5 separate regions of the Homo sapiens genome follow, and all the other regions are linked to region 1. A link is a loop called in an ENCODE intact Hi-C map of the cell type or tissue named here. Cell type or tissue: mammary epithelial cell. All regions are shown on one strand.

Region 1 (5,000 bases):
CTGAGGCAGGCAGATTATCTGAAGTCAGGAGTGTGAGACCAGCCTGGCCAACATGGTGAAACCCCATCTCTACTAAAAATACAAAAATTAGCTGGGCGTGGTGGCAGGCACCTGCAATCCCAGCTACTCAGGAGGCTGAGTCAGGAGAATCTCTTCAACCTGGCATCGGAGTGGTGGGGTCAGGGTAGGGGTGTCGGGGGTGGGGGCATTGAAATGAGCTGAAATCACACCACTGCACTCCAACCTGGGTGACAGAGAGACTCTGTCTTAAAAAAAAAAAAAAAGCCAAGCATGATGGCTCACTCCTGTGATCCCAGGGAGGCCAAGGCAGGAGGATCACTTAAGGCTAGGAGTTCAAGGCCATCCTGGGCAAATTTGTGAGACCCTGTCTCTACAACAACAAAAATCAAGAACTTAAAATGGTCCACTTTAAAGTGCAAAAAGGTAATCTCCCCCTTCCTGGACAGAGGCTTCTCTAGAGCAGAAAGTTCTTTTGATTGCAAAAGAGAAGACCATTGGAAATCTGCTTAGATAAACTTGCTTTGAGTCAAAAGTGAATCATTAATGTTTCAACTGCTAATCCACTTAGCGTCCTATTCACCCAGATGGCTGTTTTGAGCACTCACATCATGCTTTTTTAGAAAGATAAAAGTTTCCAGTCACCAGAGATTCAATTGAGCAAGGGTAAAAGACAATTGATGGTAGATGAAGAGATTGAAGTTTCTGAGATGAGTGAACAAACACTTATCTGGTCAATGTGAAAATGAATGAAACATTTGAAATGAACTGATATGAGTTGGTTGGGTTTTATCCCTATAATAAACTCTTTCCTTTGCCCTCCAAAAAGGATTAGGTCTTCTGCGAATGAGAGTTATAACCAACTCATCTCTGTCCTCAAGCCATATGGCCTTGACCTTTCTTAGTGACGGCCTAGTCACTTTAAACCATGGGTGGCTGTTGGAGATTTTTCTTGTTTGCAGCCAAGTCCTTCTGAAGGGTGACTTTGGCCCCATCAGCAGCTTCAGGAGCCATCTAAAAGCCAGGAGCAATGCATCCCTGCATTCCCTGAAGCCAAGGGGCTGCTCTGGCTGGCTTCCTTCCCTCTTCCCCGAACAGAACCAAGCTCCTATAGAAAATTCATAAATTCTTGGCAGGAAAGAAATCCTCCCATTGGAAGGAACAGATGTTGTACGAGTAACTTTTGCCATTATGCTATTCCTAATATCATAGTTTTAAAGTGTGGGGGGATGTTAACTTTTTTACAAATGTCAACATGTTCTGGGCAGTTTTTCCATCTCCATCTGTGGCATGCACATCACCAATCCTTCTGCTGCCCCTTTTTAAAATTTTCCAGGGAGTAGTTGGAAATTGGAAATATATTAAAAAGTGAAGGCGGAAAATTCAATTCAACAATATGCTAATGTATATCCTAATGGAGAAAGTAATATGCTGTTTCCCTCCCGTTGTAAATGTCAGAAATATTCTTTCTCGTCGCCTTAGAACTTGGAATGGTGTACAGACTTCTAACAAAGTAATTATGACCAATTAACAATCAGAGACTATTGCTGTTACCAGAATTCCCAGAGTGAGTAAAACCCCCCTTCTAAAGAAAGCCTCCATCCTGCTTCACATTCAAGGGGCTTCTAGGCCATTTGCACTTCGTTTACACCTCATTAAACTGCCCACATTATATGCCTGGGTCCCAGGTGACTGTGGGAAAAGATCAAGGTCAGTGGATGCCGCATCTACCCTCCGAGTAACCTTAAAAAGGGTGACTGCACCTCTACTGGTGCTAGCTGGGGTCCCCTCCCTGGGGACAGCGATGCCCGCTTGCGGCGGCTTCTGCGAGGGCCAGAGCGCCCGCTGGCTGTGGCCGGGCCCAGAACACGCCTGATCGCTTTTGGGTTCAAAGTCAGAATCGGGTGAGCGGTCTGGGTGGGATGGGGTGGAGTGGGGTGTGGAATCGCTGCGCAGAAGCAGAGGAAGGTGACAGCGGGGGCGGGGCGAGGAAGCAGCGGAGCCAGATTTAAGTGCGCCGCCGGATCGTCCCGCAGTTTCCGTTCTCAGGCCAGGTTTCCCCCCTTCCGCCAGGTCGTAGCCAAACCAGTCCCCAGATCCGTGTGGGGCCTAGTGTCGGAACCCGCACCCCAGAATAGCTCGTTCTTGAAGCTCCGTGCTCAAGTGGAGGTGCAAATGGGAGCGCTCGCGGGGTGGGGCGCGGCTCGGGGGGCACCCATATCCAGAGCCGATCCCATCCCGCGCCCTTACCCAGTCCCAGTGGGCCCCTGTGCGGCTTCCCCCGCATCCTCTCTGGGAGGCCAGTCCGCTCTCCCAGGCGCGGCTAGGGGCGCGAGGGACTCAGGAGAGCGTGGCCACCCCTCTGCGCCCGGAGCTAGAGGCGGGCGCAGCGCCCGCGCGGTCTGCAGTGCCCCCCACCGGACGGCCCGGCACAGGACGGCTCCGGACCTGGCTACCCGCTCCGCGCCGCCTTTGCTGGAGGGAGCCGGCGCCCCTCCTCTTCCTCCCTGTTGAAGCTACCAAAGTTGTGAAATTTACAATCAAGTCAAGGAGAATACGCTGGCGCTGTCACTGCCTGGCTTCCAGCTCCCGGGGACTGTGGACTTCTAGGCTTCCCTTTGGCTAACGTGAAAATAGACGGGACAAGGTCATGTAACCATTAAGTGGGAATGTGCAATAACGTGTCTGCTACATGACAAATACTCGCTAAAAGACGGACATCGTTATGATTACTCGCTGGCTAGGCTTTGGCTTCTCTGGAGTCTGCTCCTCTGTGGCAGATAGGGATGGTTTCTACCTTTCCTTTGAGGTAGAAAAGGAACCTGAGCACCCAGCTGGGGTCCAGTCTTGCAGTGCCACTAACTCCATCTATGGCTGTGGCCTCAGCTGTCTCCTTTTTGAACCTAAATATTCTCATTGCAAAATGGGAGTAATCATACTCCACCCACAGAGTTGCTACAAGATGAGAAATGAAGGACTCCTTATTCGGGGCAAACTCACTCCCACTGTCAGCTGGCGGGTCCCAGACCACCTGTATCTGTAGCACGTAGCAGGTGCAGTGCATAACATTTGACCCTACTCACAGGCGGCGCTCTTTTCTTTTTAATTTATTTTTGTAGAGAGAGGGTCTCCCTTTATTGCCCAGGTTGGTCTCAAATTCCTGGCCTCAACCAAGCCTCCCACTTCAGTTTCTGAAAGTGCTAGAATTACAGGAGTGAGCCACGACGCTCAGGGTCCTTTTTCCTGAAACACATAGTAGGTACTCAATGCAAGTCTCACCCACCCACAGCAGCTAGCCCATCTAGGGTGCCTTTTGCAGCCCTGTCTGTGACCAGGAAGCCTGGGCTGTGGGAGGTTTTAACTGTTGGGATTCTTCTTCCTTCTCTCCCCTTGACACCCCTTCCACAAATGCCTGGGATCCTTTCTGGAAATTGGTGATGTTAGAAATAATAACACACAGTCCTGAGACATAGTGCAATGGAATGCACAGTCAGAGGACCTGACTGTCAAGGGCAGCCCTGCTAGTTAGTTCCTGGCTATCTTTCTCCTGCAACCTCTCTGAACTCCAGTAACCTTATCTTTCTTTCTTTTCTTTTCTTTCTTTTCTTTTTTTTTTTTTTTTTTTTTTTGATACAGAGTCTCACTCTGTCACCCAGGCTGGAGGGCAGTGGCATGATCCTGGCTCACTGCAACCTCCGCCTCCTAGGTTCAAGTGACTCTCCTGCCTCAGCCTTCTGATAGCTGGGACTACAGGCACCCACCACCATGCCTGGCTAATTTTTGTATTTTTAGTTGAGACGAGGTTTCGCCGTGTTGGCCAGGCTGGTCTCAAACTCCTGACCTCAGGTGATCCGCCTGCTTCAGCCTGCCAAAGTGCTGGGATTACAGGCGTGAGCCACTGCGCCCAGCCCAGTAAACTTATCTTTCTTTTTCTTTTCTTTTTTTTTTTTTTTTTTTGGAGACAGAGTCTCACTCTGTCGCTCAGGCTGGAGTGCAGTGGTGTGATCTTGGCTCACTGCAACCTCCCACTCCCGGGTTCAAGCGACTCTTGTGCCTCAGCCTCCTGAGTACCTAGGATTACAGGCGCCCACCACTATGCTCAGCTAATGTTTTTGAATTTCTGGTAGAGACGGGGTTTCACCATGTTGGCCAGGCTGGTCTTGAACTCCTGACCTCAGGTGATCCGCCTGCCTTGGCCTCCCCAAAGTGCTGGGATTACAGGCGTGAGCCACTGCTCCCGGCCGTAATACAATATTTTATGCCAGCAATCCAAATTTTGGGACTGTGTGATAAGGCACCAGCAACTTTGAGGTCCCATACTGGTAACTTCTCAAGATCTCTAATATGATGAACTTTAAGTGAGAAAAAAAAAATACAGAAAACCAGTGTTCAATATTTACATGGCCTCACCAGTCACAGTGCACTTCTGTGTACATTATATCCATTTAATTGTCAGCCCATTTTCCAGATGAACCTCAAAGAGGTAGAGCGACTTTGGACACAGTGCTCATCTCTACAACACAGAGTCTTCTCTCAATTCAGCCTTATCTCTATGCTGTTAGACAAAGATGCTGGGTTGGGTGCAGTGGCTCATGCCTGTAATCCCAGCATTTTGAGAGGCTGAAGCAAAAGAATCACTTGAGCCCAGGAGTTCATGACCAGTCTGGGCAACATAGCAAGACCCCATCTCTATTTATTTATTTTTTAATTTTAATTTTTTTTTTTTTTTTTTGAGACAGAGTCTCACTCTCTCGCCCAGGCTGGAGTGCAGTGGCATGATCTCGGCTCACTGCCACCTCCACTTCCCGGGTTCAAGCGATTCTCCTGCCTCTGCCTCCTGAGTAGCTGGGACTACAGGCACATGATGCCACCACACCCAGCTAATTTTTGCATTTTTAGTAGAGACAGGGTTTCACCACGTTGGCCAGGATGGTCTTGATCTCCTAAACTCGTGATCTACCCACCTCGGCCTCCCAAAGTGC
Region 2 (5,000 bases), 1.3 Mb before region 1:
TGCCGCCCACTCGGCCCCCGGCAGCTCACTCTTCCTTTCTCCAGATTCCTGCGGACTTCTTTCTTCAGCAGCATCAAAGAAGTCCAAAAAGGAAAACTAAACAATCCAAATTACAGGATAGAGAAAAAGACCCATTTCCATGTAAATGTTAACCATTCTGCAGCAAAACAAACAGTGGAAATAATGAGGCTTTGGTTTGGATCTGCAATGTGGAAGATGGACCTTGCTTATAAATAGTCTTTAAACCAACAAGTAGAGCCGCAGTAATTCTGTCTTGGAGGGTAGAGGGATGGGGACTGAACACATCACCCTAAAGCAGCTATTCAAAAAGTGTTTCAGGTCCCCTCGCAGTAATTAATAATAATAATAAATTTCAGGCAACAAAACAAACAAAAGGAAACAACAAAAAGCAGGGTTGGATCATTAAAACAAAAAAGCTGGGTACTCCAAAGACTTCTCACAGCGGCCAAGTTATGGAAATGAGATTTGAAACTGTGCCCCTCCAGGATCTTGTCCACTTGTACAGCATAAATCCTTAAATCAGCCTGCCCACCGTAGACTGGATGCCCTTTGAGAGTGCAGCATCCTGGAATGCTGTCTTCTGAAAAACAAATAAAAGATACACAGTTGAACCATATGAAAGTGCCAATATTTGACTATTCTGACTTACCAAAAATAAATAAGTAAAAGCAGCACGTTGAAGGGATTCAATGTAATTTACGCAGGCCCTCAAAAAGACAGTGTCTTTATCACTGTAAAGTCATTGGACAAGCCCCCTCCAGGCCAAATATCAGCAGACAGGCACAAGAGTCACCTGGGTGATTGCCTTAGAAGCCCAGTAGTACTCCAGAGCAAGGTGCACCTCCTCCCTGTGTTGGGATACCTGGGATGTCTTTTACACAGGCACATTCCTGAGTGACTCACCCCACTCCAGTCCTGAATCGGCATTTCTGGAGTGGGCCTGGGAACCTGCATATTAAACAATCACCCAGGTGACTCTTGTGCCTGTCTGCTGATACTTGGCCTGGAGGGGGCTTGTCCAATGACTACAGTGATAAAGACCCTGTCTTTTTGAGGGCCTGCGTAAATTACATTGAATCCCTTCAATGTGCTGCTTTTACTTATTTTTGGTAAGTCAGAATGGTCAAATATTGGCAATTTCATATGGTTCAACTGTGTATCTTTTATTTGTTTTTCTTTAAATTTCAACTGAGCTCTGGAAAATAAGTTTTCTAGATCTTTGATTGGACACATTTGGGGTTAAGAGATTTTTCCAGGTGCGAACATCAACTGACAAGTTTAGGAGCTATTTCAGGGAATACCTTTGAATTCTTCTTTCCATTTGGAGCCAGGAAGTTCAAAGAAACATTTATGGCGTAGCAGGTCTTCAGGTTTTAAAGGTAATTGTATTGTTATTTATGTTTTTAGATCCAACCTCTTTTTAGGATCATTACAAACACCGTGAGAGGGGTTTCTCCCCACATTGCAGAAAAGGATTTGAGTAAGGTAGGCATGTTTGACCTCTTCTGGAATAAGGTAAGGGGATCAGTCAACCAAGACAAAACTCTCAGTGGTGAATTGGTAGGGCCAGGATCCCATACATAGCAAATGGGAAAATTAGACTGTGAACTTAAGTCTTTGGAAATAACCTGGTGCTGTAAAAAAGAGTATAAATGAAATCGAATTTTGGCCTAAATTAGAGCTGCCACTTAGTAGTTAGTTGCATGATCTTGGTCAAATGCAGCAACCTCCTCCAGTTCTGTGTCTTGCAGAGGTGGGCTGGGGGTACTGTTCTTGGGGGAGCTGAGTGAGACCCTCAGTGCCACGCATGTCCATAAAAGGTGCTCAGTAGTTTATTACTAGTGAATTTTAGCCTGGAGGTTTTTCCAAAGATGCACAGCAGCCTCTTGAGTAAGAAAAGAAGAAAAGCTGCAACCCTTCCCTCTGCCCCTAATCCCTTCACACATAAAACTGCCCTGGGGCATTTACCCTCCAAGGGATAATTCCTGGTTGAAAGTAAAGCTGGCACAGCTACTGTGGGCACCAGCAGGTGCCAGTACAGGCTAAGCTTTCAGAAGGGTTGCCTGGCCTGACTTTATCATTTTTTCTGTCTCTCAGTGTGACTCATGAAAGCCCAGACTTCCTTTCCTTTCATCCAGAGTGATTTCTGTCTCATAGCCTTTTGTTTGTTTGTTTACATAATATGTCCACATAACAATCTCATAGCCTTTCTTGCTTGCTATTCTGAACCTGGGAAAAAATGCTCAGGGTTTGCACTGTCAAATATCAAGGAAGAAGAAAGATCTCTTATTTTGGAGATCTTCGTAACAAAACTAGTAAACAGCAGTGGCTACTTTTGGGCAGCACTTCACAGTTGGCAAAGTACTTTTGGATTCATCAGTTCACTGAATATTTTGCGAAGCCCTGGCAAGACTGTGTGATGGCTAAGGGCTGGGCTCTGAGGTCTGCAGATTGCCTTCAAATTCCCATCTTCACCTCTTCCCAACTGAATCATCTTGGGCAAGTATTATAATTTGCCATCACTGAACATCATAGATTTAAGTGGAAAGTACTAAAATAGTAGCAATAAGAGCTTAATAATTGTTAGCTATTATTTCTGTCATTCCCATTTAACCAAGTGACTTTGTTTTTCCAGAATATCTGACCTCAACCTAACAGGTCAAACTTCACTTTCTTCACTTTTACACCCTCTTCCTTTCCTCACAGTCCCCTGCCTCCACTCCTCCTCTGCCTCCCTTCCCCATCACAGCCTATACTAAACTTTCCTGTGGGGTGCAGGCTGTCCTTTGTCCTGAGTACGCCACACTTGGTGAATACCTCCCCATCCTTCAAGTAGACTGACTTATTCCCATGCTCCTGGTTTGCTTTCTGTACACCTTGGCTACAACAACTATGTAGAGTGAGCTGGTCTCTTTCCCCATCTGTCGTCTTATTAGACTGAGTGCTTTCTGAGAATAGGAACCAGATCTCCTTGCTTGTGGAATCTGCCCCAAAATCTATGGGATACCAAATAAGTGTTGGTTTGAATGAACAAATGCTGTAGAATGTATAACAGCAGTTAAAATGATCTTAGGTAAGCACTGGAGTCATGGAACCCAGAGCTTGTGAGCCAGTCCTGGAACCCAAACTCTCCTGCTCCCAGTCCCCATGCTTCCTAGGCATCCTCCATGCTGCCTCTGGGTGTGGCCATCGGACATTGCTGAGTAATTTTTCTTAAGCTGGACGCAGAAAGATAAAAACTAATGATATGAAAGCACTAGACTTCATATTTACAGGCCCAATAGAAGTTTCCAATGACATCAAGCAGCCAGTGTGCAAGGCCTGCTTTTAATGTATCAGAAAAGACAAAATTACAGGATGACCGCCTTTGATGTCCCATCTGTTTCGTCTTTCTGAATAAAAGGGAAACTCTGGCTCCAGGCTGATTTTCAATTGCAAAAATAGACTAAATTCCAACCCTTAAATTATCAAAAGTGCCACATACTTGACAAGCAGCTAAGCAGAGTACAGAAACTACCAAGTTAGTAATTAAACAGAGCTTAAGTCAAATTAACAGAGACAGACATTCTTGTCTGGCGGTCAGAACAGAGGCCTGGGGAGCCCAGGATCTGGCCCTGGTTCCTGCTTGTGTCAGAGTCAAGTTTTGATGTGCAGCTGCAATTGCCAAGAAGAGACCCCCTGGGCTCCCTCCGCCCCCATCTATCCTGGAAAGGCTCCCAGGGTGGGAGGGGGGGTGTTCCTGTTAAAAGATATGAATCGGGGAGGGTAGGCCTGAAAGGAGTCAGGAAGAGACTGAGAGTGCCTCGCTCCAGAGTGCCTCGCTCCTCTCCATTTCAGAATCTGTTTCCAAATATTGCAAGAGGCCATGGAAGATTTTTTTTTTCATATAATGATTGGCACTTAGGAGGCCTTATAAGAATTTTAATATAAATTATTATCCGTTCAAACAATTTTGAGTGCTTACAACAGTGGATAAAGTAAAATCCTAGACTAGGAGAGCTGACATGCTGGTAGGAGGAGGCAGACAATGAAAAAGTAAATATTTAGTATTTCAAGTGGCTTTAAGTGACATGGGTGTAACCACAGTGAGAGGAGGAAGAGAGAGTTCAGGAGGGAGTGGGGGGAGAGGTAGGATGGAGTTGCAATTTATATTAGGCAGTTCATGGAGGCTTCTCTAATAAGGTGATCATTCAGCAGAAACCTAAAAGCAGAAGAGAATTCCAGGCAGAAGGAACAGCATGTGCAAAGGGCTTGAGATGGAAGAGTGCTGAGCATGTCAGAGGGAAAGCAGGATCCTGGAGCAGCCAGATCAGGGCCAGCATGGAGGGAGTCATAGGAGATGAGGCTGGAAAACGATTAGGGGCTAGATCATGTAGGCATCCTGAGGATGCTGGCTTTTAGTCTAAATTAAAAGTGAAGGCATTGAAAGATTTTGGGCAGCTCCGACATGCTGTACAGGGTCACTTGGGGCTGCTGTGTTGAGAGCAGACCTAAAGGCAAAGGTAGTAGAAACGCAAGGGTAGAAGAAGGGAGACCTCTTATGAGGATGCAGCAATAATCCAGAGGAGACGCGATTGTGGCTTAGATTAGATGGTGGTCAAAAGTGGGTTAGATTCGGCCGGGCACGATGGCTCATGCCTGTAATCCCAGCACTTTGGGAGGCCAAGGCGGGTGGATCACGAGGTCAAGAGATCGAGACCATCCTGGCCAACATGGTGAAACCCTGTCTCTACTAAAAATACAAAAATCAGCCGGGCGTGGTGGCTTGCGCCTGTAGTCCTAGATGCTTGGGAGGCTGAGGCAGGTGAATTTCTTGAACCCAGAGGCAGAGGTTGCAGTGAGCCAAGATCGTGCCATTGCACTCCAGCCTGGCGACAGAGCAAGACTCCATCAAAGAGAAAAAAAAAAGTGGTTAGATTCAGAATTTTGAAAGTAGACCTTATAGGATTTGCTGATAGTTTGGCTCTTGGATGTAAAAG
Region 3 (5,000 bases), 1.3 Mb before region 1:
CAACTTTTGACTCTCCCCAAATTTAACTGCCAGTAGCCTACTGTTGACTGGAAGCCTTCCTGGCAGTATAAACCGTCAGCACATATTTTGTATGTTATATGTATTATATACTATATTCTTACAGTAAACTAGAGAGAAGAAAATTAAGAAAGTCATAGGCTGGGTACAGTGGCTTACACCTGTAATCCCAGCACTTTGGGAGGGTGAGGTGGGCAGATCATTTGAAGTCAGGAGTTCAAGACCAGCCTGGCCAACACAGTGAAACCCTGTCTCTACTAAAAAAAAAAAAAAGAAAGAAAGAAAAAGCCGGGTGTGGTGGCACATACCTGTAATCCCAGCTACTCGGGAGGCTGAGGCGGGAGAATCGCTTGAACCTGGGAGGTGGAGGTTGCAGTGTGCTGAGATTGCACCACTGCACTCCAGCCTGGGCAAAAGAGCGAGATTCCATCTCAAAAAAAAAAAAAAAAAAAAAGAATAAGGAAGAAAAAATATATTTACTATTCATTAAGTGAAAGTGGATCATCATAAAGATCTTCATCCTTGTCATCTTAGCATTGAGTAGGCTGAGGAAGAGGAAAGTGAGGGGTTGGTTTTGTCTCAGGAGTGGCAGAAGCAGAAGACACGGAGGAGGTGGAAGGGGAGGCAGGAGAGGTGGGCGCACTCTTATTGAAAAAATCTGCGTATACGTGGACCCCCGCAATTCAAACCCTTCTTGTTCAAGGTCAACTGTAGTTTGAATTAATAGGGAAGAAATACTAATAACATTTATTGAACATTATCTTTTTGCCTGTCTCTCGTAAAGGGCTTTCCATACAAAACGATAATGTATTTATTTACATTTATATGAGACAGGCAAAAGATAATGCAATATTATTGCTGTATTATTTATTTACTTCTTGTAGTAGCCCAGGGAAGCATGAGTTATCATTACTCATTTATTTATTTATTTATTTATGAGGTGGAGTCTTGCTCTGTTGCCCAGGCTGGAGTGCAGTGGCACGATCTCAGCTCACTGCAAACTCCGCCTTCCGGGTTCACGCCATTCTCCTGCCTCAGACTCCTGAGTAGCTGGGACTACAGGCGCCTGCCACCACGCCCGGCTAATTTTTTGTATTTTTAGTAGAGACGGGGTTTCACCATGTTAGCCAGGATGGTCTTGATCTTCTGACCTCGCGTTCCGCCCGCATCCGCCTCCCAAAGTGCTGGGATTACAGGCGTGAGCCACCGTGCCTGGCCTATCATTACTCATTTATTACAGACAAGGGAATGAAGCTTAGGCACAGTCACTGCCCAGCCCAAAGTCACCCAGTTAGTATGATTTTGAATCAGAATTTGAACCCAGATCTAACACCGAAGTTCACACCCTTAACCTCTACATTATGTGAATAAAAGATGTGGAGCTACTGGTTAAATATTTGGAAAAATATGTCACACATAGAGTTAAATGTGAAAGATGAAAATGTAACAAAACCTTAGCTTTAAGGATTTTTTAGTGTTGTTTTCCTTAGAAGAAGCTAAAAGGTAAAGAAAAAAACCCAAGAATAATAATAAAAGAAAGAAATGGAATAAAGGGATTTTTAAAAATTTGAAGCCATATAAGCTTCATTTTCTATTTTTAAATAGTTATACATTTCAAAATTAGCTAAATCTATAAATTAGAATTTCAGATATCAAAGATGAAGAATATTTAAGTAATTGAGAAACTATTCACAGTATAGGTGGAAAAAGGCAGTTTGCAAAATAGTGTGTAAAGTATGATATTATTTCTATAGAAATGTATTTATATACATCAATAAAAGAAAAAAATCCCTACCACATAAATTCTATGTATGTAAAAGGCCAGCATGTGAAGAAATCTGTGACTGTTTTTCTCTCTTGTGGGACAGTTTGCTGCCAGTGCCAAGCAGAAAATGGCAACCTGGTACCTTGCAAAAATAGATGCCCGCATCTTCTTTGGCCACAGTCATTTCTTAACCTGCCAGTTCTATCAACAAGCCAAAATAACAGGCTGACTTTCGCTGTGTAGAGTTCCCATAGGATCCTGTATCTTCCTTGACCTGACAAGTCAACCCCTGTAAAAGACAAATTGGAAGGCTTGTTAACTCTCTTTTGACTCTGCCTTGACTTGGAGCGTTTGAAGGTTTAGGCTGGTTAATGATGTCTGTTTTTTTTTTTTTTTTTTACAGCGATTCAACCCAGGGCCTCATTTCTTACATAAGTGTCAGGCTGGAAGCAGGCGGTTCTTCAAGTTGGCCTCACTAACAATGTAGTGGCCTACGCACCAGCCCCCTGCTTCCCCGGGCCTGGGTGCTGAGTCAGGGATGCTCCGGGGTTCGGGAGGACTGGGATCCCGGAGCACATGAACTGGACTCCTTTTGCAAACAGCACTTAGGACTTTGCGTTCTGGTTATTTAATATGAGTCTTCCTGCCCAGTTAAAATATGTGAACGCGGTAAGATCAAACGGCCCAACAGTTCTGGATCTTATTCACCTCTGTATCCTCAACACTCTGTACTCAGTGTGATGTTGGGGAGGGAGCTCTGAACAGGGAATTCCACAAATCTTGGTTGGAATCCTTTCCACCGTAAGTCTGGGCAAGTGATGGAAGCTTTTTGAGCTTTTCTTTCATTGTCTATAAAATGGGTCTAATGAGAGTCACCTAGTGTGAGCATTAATGATACTAATTATGCAATGGCACATAGCCCAGAGCCTGGTCTAAAGGAAGCTCTCAGTTGATATGGACTGATCATGTCCCGGTGAACCTTGGGGCAGGGCCGATGGTTCCAAGTGGGAGAGGAAGCCTCCCCAGCAGTAATCCAGATATGCCACTAGGAGGCGTGCGAGTTCCATAATTGATTTATCCCCCCTCTCGGTATTAAAAGCCAGTCTTGGCCCAATTCAATCTCTGTAACTTTAACTTATTATTTAAGAGTGATAAATGGCCTGCTCCTGCATTCCTTTTCCATTCAAATCACTGTCATTAAGATTAAGACAGTGTAGCCGGCTAGTGAAGAGTTGGCACCTTTTTGTTTATTTCTTGCTGCTCTCCACGTGGGGTACCAGCTCCTTGTGAGCTGAGTACCTAAAGCTTGGCCTTCACTTTGTTCTGTGTATGCTCAACACACTTGGCTGACAGCATGTGTCTTGGGTCTTGATCCGAAGGTTTGGATTATTTGTGGGAAGGAAAGTGAAACCAATCGTGATGGATTCTATTTTATGCAACAAAAGACAGCCATCTGTAGCCCCCAAATGGGCCATGGATCCTTCTTTCTCCTGTCTTAGAAGAAGCATGCTTGGCTCCATTTTTGTTTATTGTTTCTGCCATGTTCCCTTCCAGTCCAGAGATTAGTGCACTTCCAGGCCAGAGAGCTGGGTTTGAGCCTCAGTGGGGCCTCTAGTCTCACAGATAGTTAGATTAGAATGAACCTCAGTGGAGGAGTGAGTTCACCCTTCCCTCAGATGGGCAGTCTGAGGGCCAGAGTCAGGCTAGGATCTTGAACTTCAGCTGCTTTATGGGTAGAATAAGAGTACTGGGCTGGGTATTTCCAATATCTTTCCAGCGTGGACATTTTTTCACTTTCATATCCAGATGCCATGCTCATAAGCCTAATTCTCCAGCTCACCTGAATTGTGTGAATTCCATTTATGAAGAGCAGACAGAGATGTTGTAAACATGAGTGTCACTGCGATTTATGAGTGTTGTGGCAGCCTAGCCCTAGGAGCCATGCTGGGGCTTTCTCAAAGTAGACATTACGCCTTGGAACAAGCTGTTCTGATGAGCAACACAAGGACACATCAGAGGCTCCACAACTTTCAATTGGCTTTAGAGCCTGTGATTCTCCTTTTTTACAGTCCTGTGACATTGAGACAGTATTAGCATTTACTTCCATTTGCTAAGGGCAGGACAACATGCCATGAGAAGGTACTGGTATTCTCATGGAAGCCAGTGACCAAGCTAAAGGAGAGTTGTCAGGTATTTGATGTTGATTGCAGCAAGAATATGGAGGAAAGAGCCCATGACTTGGGGCAGGGCCTGCCAGGATTTAAATCCTACCTGCCAATTACTGGCTGTGTGAATGCAGGCAGGTAACCTAGCCCCTGCCTGTAAAATGGGATAATAATAACCCACTGCTCAGGGTTGTTTTTGAGGATTGAGACGAAGGTAGTACTGTGCAAAGTGCTCATGAAATATGAGACTGTTTTTATTTCTTCTGAAGCCCAAGAATTGTAAAATACGTTTTTCTATTCTGAAATGTAGGATTAGGGTAGGGTTAGAAAAGGGAACACAATAATGTGAGAACTTGAAGAACCTCAGTGAATAGCAGCAGAGTCTGAATTAAGGACATCTGAAAATAAAAGGAGAGTGGTTGGGATTAAATGACCTGCTGATGTTGCTGAGCTCCTGAAGTTAAGGGAGCCCAGTGAAGCAGTGTTGTTGTTTGGAGATGATACCCAAGATTCGTTGTGTCACAGTCACGGAAAACTAGGACGTGGACACATAGTGAGGTTCAGAGTGGAAGTTTAATGGGCGAAAGAGAAGAGCTCTCTGCAGCAGAGAGGGGTCCTGGAGAAGTGGGTTGTTGCTTTCACTGTGAAATGTAGGAGGTTTTATAGATGAGCCTGAGGAGGCAGTGTCTGATTTACACAGGGTGCAAAGGATTGGTTGGACCAGGTGTTTCATTTGCATAGGGTGTGAGTTTCTGGCTGCCCTCACCCTAATCTTTTGTCTTGCAAATGGTTCTCTGCCTGGTTGGCGCCATGTTGTTTCTTTACAGTACACGTGGTGGCAAAAGAGAAGATGGTGCCTCCATGTTGAACATGCCTGGCCCCCAGGTAGCACTTTTCTATTGACACAGCTGCCAGCATTCACCTGTGCAGGCTTCCAGCTTGCTTATCTATGTCTGGAGCTCAATTTTTCAGGCTGCTCTTTGTTAGAAAAGAAAGGATTTTGAGGCTGCTTTTTGTTAAAAGGGAAATTCTGCCGAGGACTCTTTTACCCT
Region 4 (5,000 bases), 1.2 Mb before region 1:
CCTAACTTGTTCATTGTTGCTCATATTCACAATACCTAGCTCATGTCTGGATCACAGTCAATACATATTTTAAAGTAAATGAATAAATGAATGAGTGAGTGAATGGATAAGTAAATGCAGCTTCTTGGCACTTAAGCATACAAATCTTCACCAGCATGCGCCTCACACTAGTGGACAGGCAGAACGATTTTCTATTCTATATGGAGGTTCTCTGTGAAGATTTCTATGCATGTACTTTGCCTCTGCAACCTCTTAGTGGAAGAACAGGTTTTTGATATGCAGCCAGCAACCCTGACAGAATCAAGTCACTTTCTTTAAGAAGATTAATGAACAGGGACTTAAGAGAAGGCACGGGTGAACTGGTTGCTAACAAGTAAGAACCAGCCATAAGCTCAACCCTATTTTGGGAACAAACCAAACCAGGATCTTTAAGGCTGAGCTTGGCTTGGTTCAACTAATCCTTCTCCTCCTCTTTGTGCCTTGGCTGCTCCCACACCCACCACAGCCTTTCTCACTCATCTCTGTTGAGTTATGAATCACATCCCTGTTGCACCTCCACGCTCTCCGTCCTCTGTTGGGTCTGGCATTTTCCTCACTTTGCTGTCCTATGAGGACAGAGAACACTGGAGGTGGAGGGAGAGTCTTAGGTAAATATATCATTTCAAGTCTTTCAGGGAGAAGGAAGCTCTGAGTGGGCCTTGTGATTCATGGTAAAGGGAAGATGTGGAGCAGGGAACTGGGCTGGGCTGGATGAGGATCAGAGGCGAAGAAAGGGAGGTTGGGCCATCTTACGGGGATGGGTGGGAAAGGTGAACCACCAGATCCAGACAAGGAGTGGAAGGTTTGAGGCAGGTGGGTGAAGGACTACAGGCAGAATGGAACACAGATAGGTACACTTGACCTCTTCTCCTTGGGCAATTTCCTAGTCAACTTTCAGGATCCAACTTGAACGCCCCTTACTTGGGAAACCTTCTCTGACTTTCTGGTTTTCTCTGCATTAGAAATATCCTGTGGTCACTCGCCCCACCATGTCACTTTTCATCCTAGTCCATCCTTTTTCCACTGCCTTCTCTTTGAGACTGAACACCTCAAAGGGCTGAGACCATGCCTCCTTCACTTGTGTATGCCTAAGCAGGGTCTGGCACACATTTACACTGACCATCTTTTCCTAATGCAAACTTGAGTCACATGGCCTGGCACAGTGTCCACCACATGGTCTGAGCGAGGCACAGAACTTCTGAAATGAGGACCATCTTGGAAAATCTGCACCATATGGTGAAAACGTGCTGAAGACGCCTTGCGTACTAAGAGTCAGTGGAATTTAATAGTATTTGTTTTATTGCCTTTCCCCCCCACATTCCTGGGTTTCTGTCTTCCCTAATATGAAGATGCATTTTGCTGAAATGATTCATTTTGCAAAATTCCTGCAGGCCAAACAAGAAGTGGCATGCACTTAGGTTTCAAACAGAGACACATGACATGGGAATCTGGGGCTTCAATTCTAGTTTAGTTTATAAAATGTTCAGCTGGTTGTTTCAAACCTCTGTTTCTACTCATGACCTCAGACAGAAAAGTGAGGTGTGCCAACAGACCCAGCCTGCAATGATTGAGCCCCTGCTGTATGCCAGACCCTTTTGCTTACATTATTCCATTTAGAATCATCCCAGGAGACAGGCAGGTACTCACCACATATTTTAAACAGAGAGGAGACTTCTCTGCTCCTTGAGGAGCAGAAGTGATTTATGTGCCTCATTTTGAGGCTAACCACCTACATCACAATCTAGACAGTAAAAACTGAAATGAGCGCTTGTCTTTTTGAGAATCTGGGGACAACAGCCGCTCTTGTTACCTTTGTAGATGGGCAAGAGTCCCTCCTCTGGGACACTGGAGGGCAGTGTCGTACAGTGAATTGAGTCTGGGATTTGGAATGAGGGAATTTGGGTGTGGGTTTGAAAGCTGTGTGGCCTTGAGCAAGTTAGGCAGCCTCTCTGAGTCTTAATTTCCTTGTCTCCAAATGAGAATAGTCATTGTAAGACCCACTTTACTGCGTCTTACAATGTTGTGAGGATCAGGTGGGCAGTGGACAGTGGGCGTGGGAAATGCTTTGTAAGCTGTGAAGAGCTAAACACCTAATATCATTATAAATGCACAATTTGGGGGCAAGGGCTCCTAGATCCTACCCGAGTAAAAATATTTCCTTCAAAACTCGTACCTTAATGCTGAACTTTGAGCCTGGAGTTCTATCTTTGAGTTCAAGGAGGCCACTGCTCAAGTAAGCTTGCATTCCCTGAGATGCAGGTGGGGAGGGGTAGCCCAGGATTAATGAGGGGTCCATTTATCAATTTCATCTTGTCTCAGAAAAGGGAAGCAGGTTGTTCAGTGTCCAGGACAGGTGCATTTGGCTGGGGAAGAGGAATGTGCCCAACCTGGGTGTTTCTGGAGGCCAGAAGAACACAAAGGCCCTGGGGACTCTCTAGGTTTGGAGCCTGTGCTTTCCTGGAGAAAGAAGAGCACAAGTCAAAAGTGATGTTGGGTTGGAGGGTGAGTACTGAAGATCCAAGAATCTTGGACTCTCAAGGCAAGGAGGGGCCTTCATCCCCATAGTTTCCTTGTCTTTGGTCGTTCCTGAATTTTGCCACATCTGCATTCTCCTTCTATTGTCTTTTTACTTGATGAATTTCTTTACCTCAATTTCCCCATGTAAGAAGCTTCAGCCTCATCTGAATCAAGCATATTTGTGAGATCTCCATACAACTATTAAAATAAAACATATTCATTTACCACCTAAAAATCACCCTACGACCACTAGTTGTCCGTGCATTAACTTTGTTGGGAACTTGTGTTCCTGATCAAACACCCATCTGGAGACGAAGTGTGCTCTGCTGCCCCTTCAACAAGTACTCACCCTGCCTCCGTTTGCACATCTGTAATGATGGGAAACTCAGTTCTTCTCTTGAGGTGACTCTGCCAGAAAGTTCTTCTGTAGGTTGTGCCTGAATTTTCTTACCTGTAATTCTACCCATTGGTTCTAACTCTTGGATCCCATAAAGGGTGTCTATTTTCACTTCCCAAGATGGGAAATCTGAAGCTGGCTCTTACGTACGCTACCTCCCAGCCAGGCTGGACACCTCCACTCCCATCTAGCATTCCTCTACTGACAGGCTTTCAAGTGTCCTTGATGTCTTTTGTCACTGTCCTCTAAAAGGCTCAGTTTTGGGGTCATCTCTTAAAAGATAACTTCCAGCATGGAACACAATCATCTAGGTGTGGTCTGGACAAGTAAGGGTGAATGGCACTGTCCCATCCCTCATTCTAGATACACTACTACCATTAATACAGCTTAAGTAACACTCTCTTCTTAATGCATCTGCCAGCAGTCAGTGGGTTTGGTGCAGAATAACTACTCCTGCATCAGTGTTGATACCTTGCCATGACCATTGGGGTGGTCATACTCTTACCTGACCACCCCAGTGCCAGTAGAAGGCACGTGTGGGGGAACTGAGTGTCATCTGGAGCAGCATTCTTTAAATCTTTTTCATTATACAAACATCTCAGTAAAAATACATTGAGCACGCATCTCTAATATGTATATATTTATTATAAATTGTATAATGGACTAATACATGTAGTGCATGCAAAAAATAGGAATTTAAAAGTATGAAATAAATCAGAAGTAAAAATCCTAATAATTTCACCCTCTCCTTGTTGGATTGTCTTACGTACCACCTGCGAATGTTTCCCCCCAGGGTCCAGAACACTCAGTGCCCTCCTGCTAAACAAAGCAAATCTCTGTATGAAAGGACAGAACCTCTAGTTGTGGTGACCCCAGCACCAGGGTCTAATTCACTGTTTTTCAAACTTCCCGAATAATGCCAGCAACACCCTTGGATATGCACCTGGAAGAATCAGAGTGAACGAAAAGGGAGTCAACCCCATTCAACCGTGTGTATTGTGCTTTGTCAACACACACCATTTTTCCTCTTCCTCGTGGCTGCCCCTGTCTTCTACTCTACAACGTTTGTGCATTTTATCCCCAAAGACCAGAGATGTCTTTGGAATGCACAGAGGTGTAGTGACACGCAGGGAGGGAATTTTGTTTTTGAAGTCTTTGGAATAAGATTCCTTCCAACATAAAAATCTCAAGAGATTAAGCAGGAAGTGATTCTGGCCTTGGCATGAGTTCAGAGGAACATGAACCGAGTGTGGGTAAATGTAAAATCACACTGTGGGGAGAGGCTGGGGTATTGGAGGGCTTCTACCAGGAGAAGAGTTCTCAGATGCCTGATGGGAGTTGAGCAGGGGTGGAATTAAACCTTTTTCCTGTGGCACTTGGAGGTAGAACAAGGAGGCATATTGGACTCTGTATAAGGAAGGCTTTTGAATGGTAAGAGCTGTCTAGTGATCACTGGGCTGCTGTGGAGGAGTTGCTCGCCCTTTCTGGGAGGGGTCTAGGGTGAGCTGGGTGAGCAGCTGATGGGAGGGTATCAAGGCCACTGGGTCCTATGCTGGCAGCCTGGACTAAAACAGGGCCAGGACAGATTGGGGTATAATTGTGAGGACTCTACGCCCTCCTGAACCCCCATGACCCCTTCATGGGCCTGTCTCCCTTGCCTGGAGTTTTGACATTCTACTTCTTTCTGCAGGCCCAAGGTTGCCCCCTTTTGGAGTGGTAGAGAGGCTTGGGTGACCACCACCTGCCATTGTGGGCAGCTTACCCAGCTGGGTGTACACAAGCTTTTAAAAGAAATGTTGCCCCATTACATCTTTGTCCTCAGGACATCCTCTTTAGTTTCCATCTACATTCATTAGGAAGCATGTGAGATCTTAGGATGGGGGTGGGGGTCGAGGGAAACTATTTTCTTTCCTCAAGGCAAGAAGAAGACATTGGGACCATCCCTTGTAGGTGAGTCATTTCCCTGGGGCTGCCTTACATCCTATGGAGACCGAGTTGACACAGTCTACTAATTTGACCTCAGAAATGTCTTGGGGATCCATCTGTC
Region 5 (5,000 bases), 950 kb before region 1:
TGGGTTTCCTGGATCTGTGGTTTGATGTCTGACATCAGTTTTGGGGAAATGCTCAGTCATTGTTGCTTTAAATGTTGCTTCTATTCCTTTATCTCTTTCCTTTTGTTATTCCCATTGTGTGTATGTTATACATCTTGTAGTTGTCCCATAGTTCTTGGATATTCTATTCTGCTTTTTTTTTCAGTATTTATTTATTTATTTTAGAGACAAAGTCTCACTCTGTTACCAAGGCTAGAGTACAGTGGTATGATCACAGCTCACTGCAGTCTTGACCTCCTGGGCTCAAGCAATCCTCCCATCTCAGCCTCCTGAGTAGCTGGTGCTACAGGTTCATGCCACCACATCCAGCTGATTGTTTTGTTTTTCATTTTTTGTAGAGACAGGGTGTCACTATATAGCCCAGTGGTCTTTAAGTCCTGAGCTCAAGTGATCTTCCTGCCTCAGACCCCTAAAATGCTGAGATTACAAGCATGAGCCACTGTGCCTGGCCCTTTTCTCAGTATTTTTTTCTTTGTTTTTTAATTTTTAAAGTTTCTATTGTCCTATCCTGAAGCTTAGCAATTCTTTCATCAGCTATGTGTACTCGACTAATGAGCCATCAAGGCATCCTTCATTTCTGTTAAAATTTTTTAAATCTCTGGTATTTCTTTATAATTTTTTCTTAGGATTTCTATCCCTTTACCTACATTATTTATTTGTTCTTGCATTTTGTCTACTTTTTCCATCAAAGCCCTTAGCATATTAATTATAGTTTAAAAAATTCCTGGTCTGGTAATTCTGTTTTTTTGGAACTACAGTAAATAGGCCTTTAAAAATGTAGTAGTAAGGTGTAAAGGAAGGGGGATAGTGCTCTATAGACTTATGATCAAGTCTCAGGGTTTTGGTGAATGGGTGCCCTGAATGGTGAACTTCACCAGTGCTTTTTAGCACCCCTCACCCCTTAGGTGGCACAGAAAGGCTTCAGGGAGCTGAAGTTGGGTATTTCCCTTCCCGCAGGTAGCTTAGGCTCTGATAAAATATAGTTTGTCCTAAGGTCACGCTTTGCTAAGAAGAACAGAATGTTCTGGCGTATTTCAGAATGATGCCTTTCTTCTTCCCCTGTCAGAAGTGCAAGATTTTCTCCAATTTTTACCATGTGGACCCGGTTGAACTCCTGGAGATAACACTCATAAAAGTGTGGAGGCCAGTCCCTCTGACTGAATCTCCCCACAGTTTTTAATTCTCAGAGTTGTCCTCTGAGTTGTCCTGAGCCTCCTGCAAGTTGTTAATTACAGTTCAAGTTTCCCTACTCTGGCACTAGTTTCCAAGGAGATTTCTTCTTGTGGGTTTCTACTTTGGTAAGTTATGATTCCCTGTATCTACCTACCTGTCTTCCAAATTTGGGGAACAGCATTTTGCTGTGTGACCTCACTTTTCTGACGAATAAGAAGAATTGTTGATTATTCTGTTTGTTCAGCTTTTTACTTATTGGGACAGAGTGGCCACTTCTAAGCTCCTTATATGCTGGGCCACAAAGTGGCAAGACCCATTTACCTAGAGCTGGTGCCCTTTCCTCTGTGCCACAACTGGTTTTCAAAGGGAAGACTATGAATTTCATAGGGAGGCTAAGACCAACTGCCACATCTTGTATTGTCATTCATCACATGTGGGCTAATAGCAACCTTACTTCATAGCTTTGAATTACTACCCAGCAACAATGCTGTCATCTGTCCTCTCATGAACTCTTGCCTAATTTAAGTAAAACTTGGAACCATGCTAAGGTTAACTCGTAACAGGATGATAGGATGATACAGATGCAATTTTATTGACCTTAAACAAAAAAAGTATGTGTGTATGTGTGTAAGCCTGTGTGTGTGTATATATATAGTGTGCTATATATATAGATAGTGTGCTCTGTATATATATATATATAGATAATGTGCTACATATATAGTATACTATATATATAGTGTGATGTAGATATATATACACACACACATATATATATATATAGTGTGCTTAGGATGACAAAGGAGCTATGTCTGATTCTTTATCACCTTTCATGGCTCAGTGACTAGCGCAAGCTTAGTATAGTTCTTAAGGTTGTGAATATTCTTAATTCTTCTGTCATAAAAGTACATTTTGATTTACCCAATACATTTACATATGGAATTCTTTGTGCATACTCTCACTTTACAAACATATATTGTGTCAAAAGCATATTTGTTTTAGGGAGGCCCAGGGAGAATCATAACTAAGAAGAAAATGTGGGTACTATGGGAATATGTATTAGGATGCAGATTCCAAATTGACAAGCAAATGTTAGGACCTGCAAGGGGAGGAAAGCATGATCATTACCAAGAACAGGCATTTATTTTTTATGTATTTATACATTTTGGAAAAGATAATGATGGTGGATCGACCAAGTGGTATTTATTTTTTAATCAAACACCTAAATGAAATTGTCTGGGATAATGCAAAATAATTGAGTATAAAAGAAAAGATATTCAGAGGCCCAGGAGACATAATTCTGCAGGCTCACCCCCAAATCTATTTTTAGTAATTTAAGAAGGATATGATAATGCAGGCCATACTTCCTGAGTATACACTAAGGGTGTGACATCACGAGAAACACTGGAAGGAGTATCAAAGGGCTAAACAAGGTGACAAACTCTCAGCTTCCACCGAATTCTGAGAGAAGACATTGACAGAGGTATGTATGGTACAAGGGATTGAGAATGGAGTCATCCGAGACCCCAACTGAAAATGTCAATGCCTTCTCTTTTGTTTTGGTCACAAGTTATTTTATCCTGGTGATGAAGAAGGAGAAGGAAGGCAGCTCCTAGGAGGCCAGGAAAGGAAGGGGCTCAGGTTCCTAGAGGGTTTTAGAGACTGCTCCTCCAATTCAGTGTGTCCCTCAAAATGATATTGTAACCACTAGTGAATGCTGCTGGCCTCCTTGACAGGTGGGTTTGTTAGCATGTAATTCTTCGCATAGACAAAATTCTGAGCTCTCCTCAAACTCCAGGTTTGCTTTAAGCTCAAGCTTATTTCTTTTTCCAGTTGGGCTTTCAGGCCTTTCAGGCCAGGTAGATTGCCTTTAACTTGCTCAACTGCACCCCCACCTGTTCCATATATTTAAAAACATGCTCCAACTTACACAATTGAACAGCTTATTTTCTTTGGGAAGAAAATATTTTTGTTGTAGTTTCAGTTTGTGGCCTGTGACGTTTATTGGCAAGACAATGTTTGATACAATTAACAGTTTTAAAACTACCATTTTAAAATGAATTTCATTTTAAGCTCTTCCCTTTCCAATTTTTTTTTTTTTTTGGAAGTTCAAGAGTATTTCTGAAGAAATTAAGATGGATACCAACTTTACAACATCTGGGCTAATTCAATATTCTTTATTTGCCTTTTAAATTTGAAGTTAGACGCATATGAACAAAAAGGGGCATGATTTCCAGCCATGCCTTCATGTGCTGATTTTACTATACATTGTCACAGACTGTGGAACACAGGAGGTAATAAGAGGGTTAGGTGCAGAGTGTATTCATTCTATACGTAAATTGCCCCACACCAGAAACCCAAACTTCCATCCCAGAATGCACTTGGGTACACAGAAGCTTCAAAGAGAAATATTTCCCTGGAGGGAATTGGTAAAATTGGAGTTGGGTGAACCTCAAAGCATCTCGATTCACAAACGTTGCTTATGTTTGGATTTGGAATTGAATTTGGCTCCAGCAGTTGGCATCTCTACACTGTGCTGTGAACTACCCAGTCACAGAGAAGGGGGGAGGAAGAGGAGGAGAGGAAGACTGAATTGAGGAGTAGAATTTCTAAAAACACACAATAGCGCAGTGTTGATGCAATTAAGAAAATTAGAAAATGGGGTTTAAATTGAAAAAGTCCGTCTTTATCTTTTGCTTCCTTTGTGATATCCTTTCAGTTCCATATCCTCTGTCTTCTTTGATCTCATGTGCCCTCCATTTTTCCTTCCTTTGCTTTTTCTTGTGAGATTTCTATTGAAGCCCGTTCCTCCCTTTTTTCAAGAGTTTGCCTCAAGGGCTTGAGTTTGAATTTCAGGGCTTAAAAAGGCCTGGCAGGTTACAAAACAGTATGTTCCATATGAGCTAAATGTTGGGAAGGGAAACTATGCATTTATTTATGTGTATGTATGTGTGTGCATAGATAAGAGATTAGAAGGGTACTTACACAACTTTAACAATGTTTTTTCCTGGATCATAAATGCTTTCACATTCTTCTTTTTCTTATATTCTTTGTAATGTAATGTATTGCTTCACTTTTCTGGAAAGAACACTTACACTATAATAAGTGCAATATATAAAAAAGCTGGTAATTTGGCATGGTTTTCTTACCAATTTTTAGAACCTTATATTATTTCCTGTCTTCTTTTATTTAATTTTTATTACCAGTTTTTAGTTTTACTAAAATTCTGATTGTGCGCCTATTGCGCTTCAATTATGAAAAGATGTTTTGCTGCTTCATTAAAAAATTGTTTTATTTTTAAATTAAAATTGTTTGAATATGTGCGATTAAGCAGGTATAACCACACTTTAGAGAGTGGATGAATTTCTGATATGCTGCGTGTAGGTAAGGTTTAACAAATATGTAGGGCTTTAGGGAAATATGCTCTTCTTGCAAAACAATGAAAAATACTTCCTTTGGAAATAAAGAAAATAATTTTTTCACATAAAACTTTCCTTCTTTAAAGTTTTGGATATTAATTTTTCATTATTAAGCAGGTAATGATATGGCTTAATAAAATAAAATGATTAGAAAGAGCTTAAATATGTATAGATCACATATAATTTAGCAGAAAAAGTGAATTATTAGGTATCTGTGCACACATGTGTGCATATATATATATATATATAAACAAAGGGATTAAAAATGGCTCTTAAATACTACAAAAAAGACTAAAAATAATATGTGTTAAAGATATTGCTAAATAAGAAGCATTGAAAAGAATGGGCATTATTTCAAAGCTAAATGTGTAA

The links. Hi-C counts contacts between places; a loop is a spot of excess contacts. Peaks named below come from ENCODE experiments on the same cell type or tissue, not always from the same donor. Only the 100,000 strongest peaks of a DNase experiment are listed, where the experiment ranks them.
Region 2: it touches region 1 in a loop (16-fold over the local background); 3 of 110 quality-filtered maps call a loop at or near these places.
Region 3: it touches region 1 in a loop (8-fold over the local background); 45 of 110 quality-filtered maps call a loop at or near these places.
Region 4: a loop joins it to region 1, with 12 times the contacts of the local background. A loop is called at or near these places in 3 of 110 quality-filtered maps.
Region 5: it touches region 1 in a loop (5-fold over the local background); 2 of 110 quality-filtered maps call a loop at or near these places.

Annotation. Positions count from the first base shown.
Region 1 is chr9:107,463,196-107,468,195 of GRCh38, reverse strand. LINC01509 (long intergenic non-protein coding RNA 1509) reads left to right here and starts at 1,611. Exons shown (of 8, transcript NR_121581.1): 1 at 1,611-1,728. RefSeq lists an enhancer at 1,343-1,842 and a silencer at 2,345-2,524. In mammary epithelial cell, a CTCF peak has its summit at 2,446 (motif pointing left); no DNase peak of the experiment used is centred here; H3K4me3 peaks cover 998 bases.
Region 2 is chr9:108,811,236-108,816,235 of GRCh38, reverse strand. No RefSeq gene overlaps it. Among named protein-coding and RNA genes, the nearest start is that of ACTL7B, 42 kb to the left of the region's middle. In mammary epithelial cell, a CTCF peak has its summit at 2,047 (motif pointing right); a DNase peak (open chromatin) is centred at 2,095.
Region 3 is chr9:108,759,808-108,764,807 of GRCh38, reverse strand. No RefSeq gene overlaps it. Among named protein-coding and RNA genes, the nearest start is that of ACTL7B, 94 kb to the left of the region's middle. In mammary epithelial cell, a CTCF peak has its summit at 2,830; no DNase peak of the experiment used is centred here.
Region 4 is chr9:108,668,286-108,673,285 of GRCh38, reverse strand. No RefSeq gene overlaps it. Among named protein-coding and RNA genes, the nearest start is that of ACTL7B, 190 kb to the left of the region's middle. In mammary epithelial cell, a CTCF peak has its summit at 1,878 (motif pointing right); DNase peaks (open chromatin) are centred at 595, 1,415 and 1,875; H3K27ac peaks cover 2,020 bases.
Region 5 is chr9:108,414,624-108,419,623 of GRCh38, reverse strand. The region is part of intron 1 of LOC105376214 (a long non-coding RNA gene); the gene reads left to right. Among named protein-coding and RNA genes, the nearest start is that of ACTL7B, 440 kb to the left of the region's middle. In mammary epithelial cell, a CTCF peak has its summit at 3,089; a DNase peak (open chromatin) is centred at 3,093.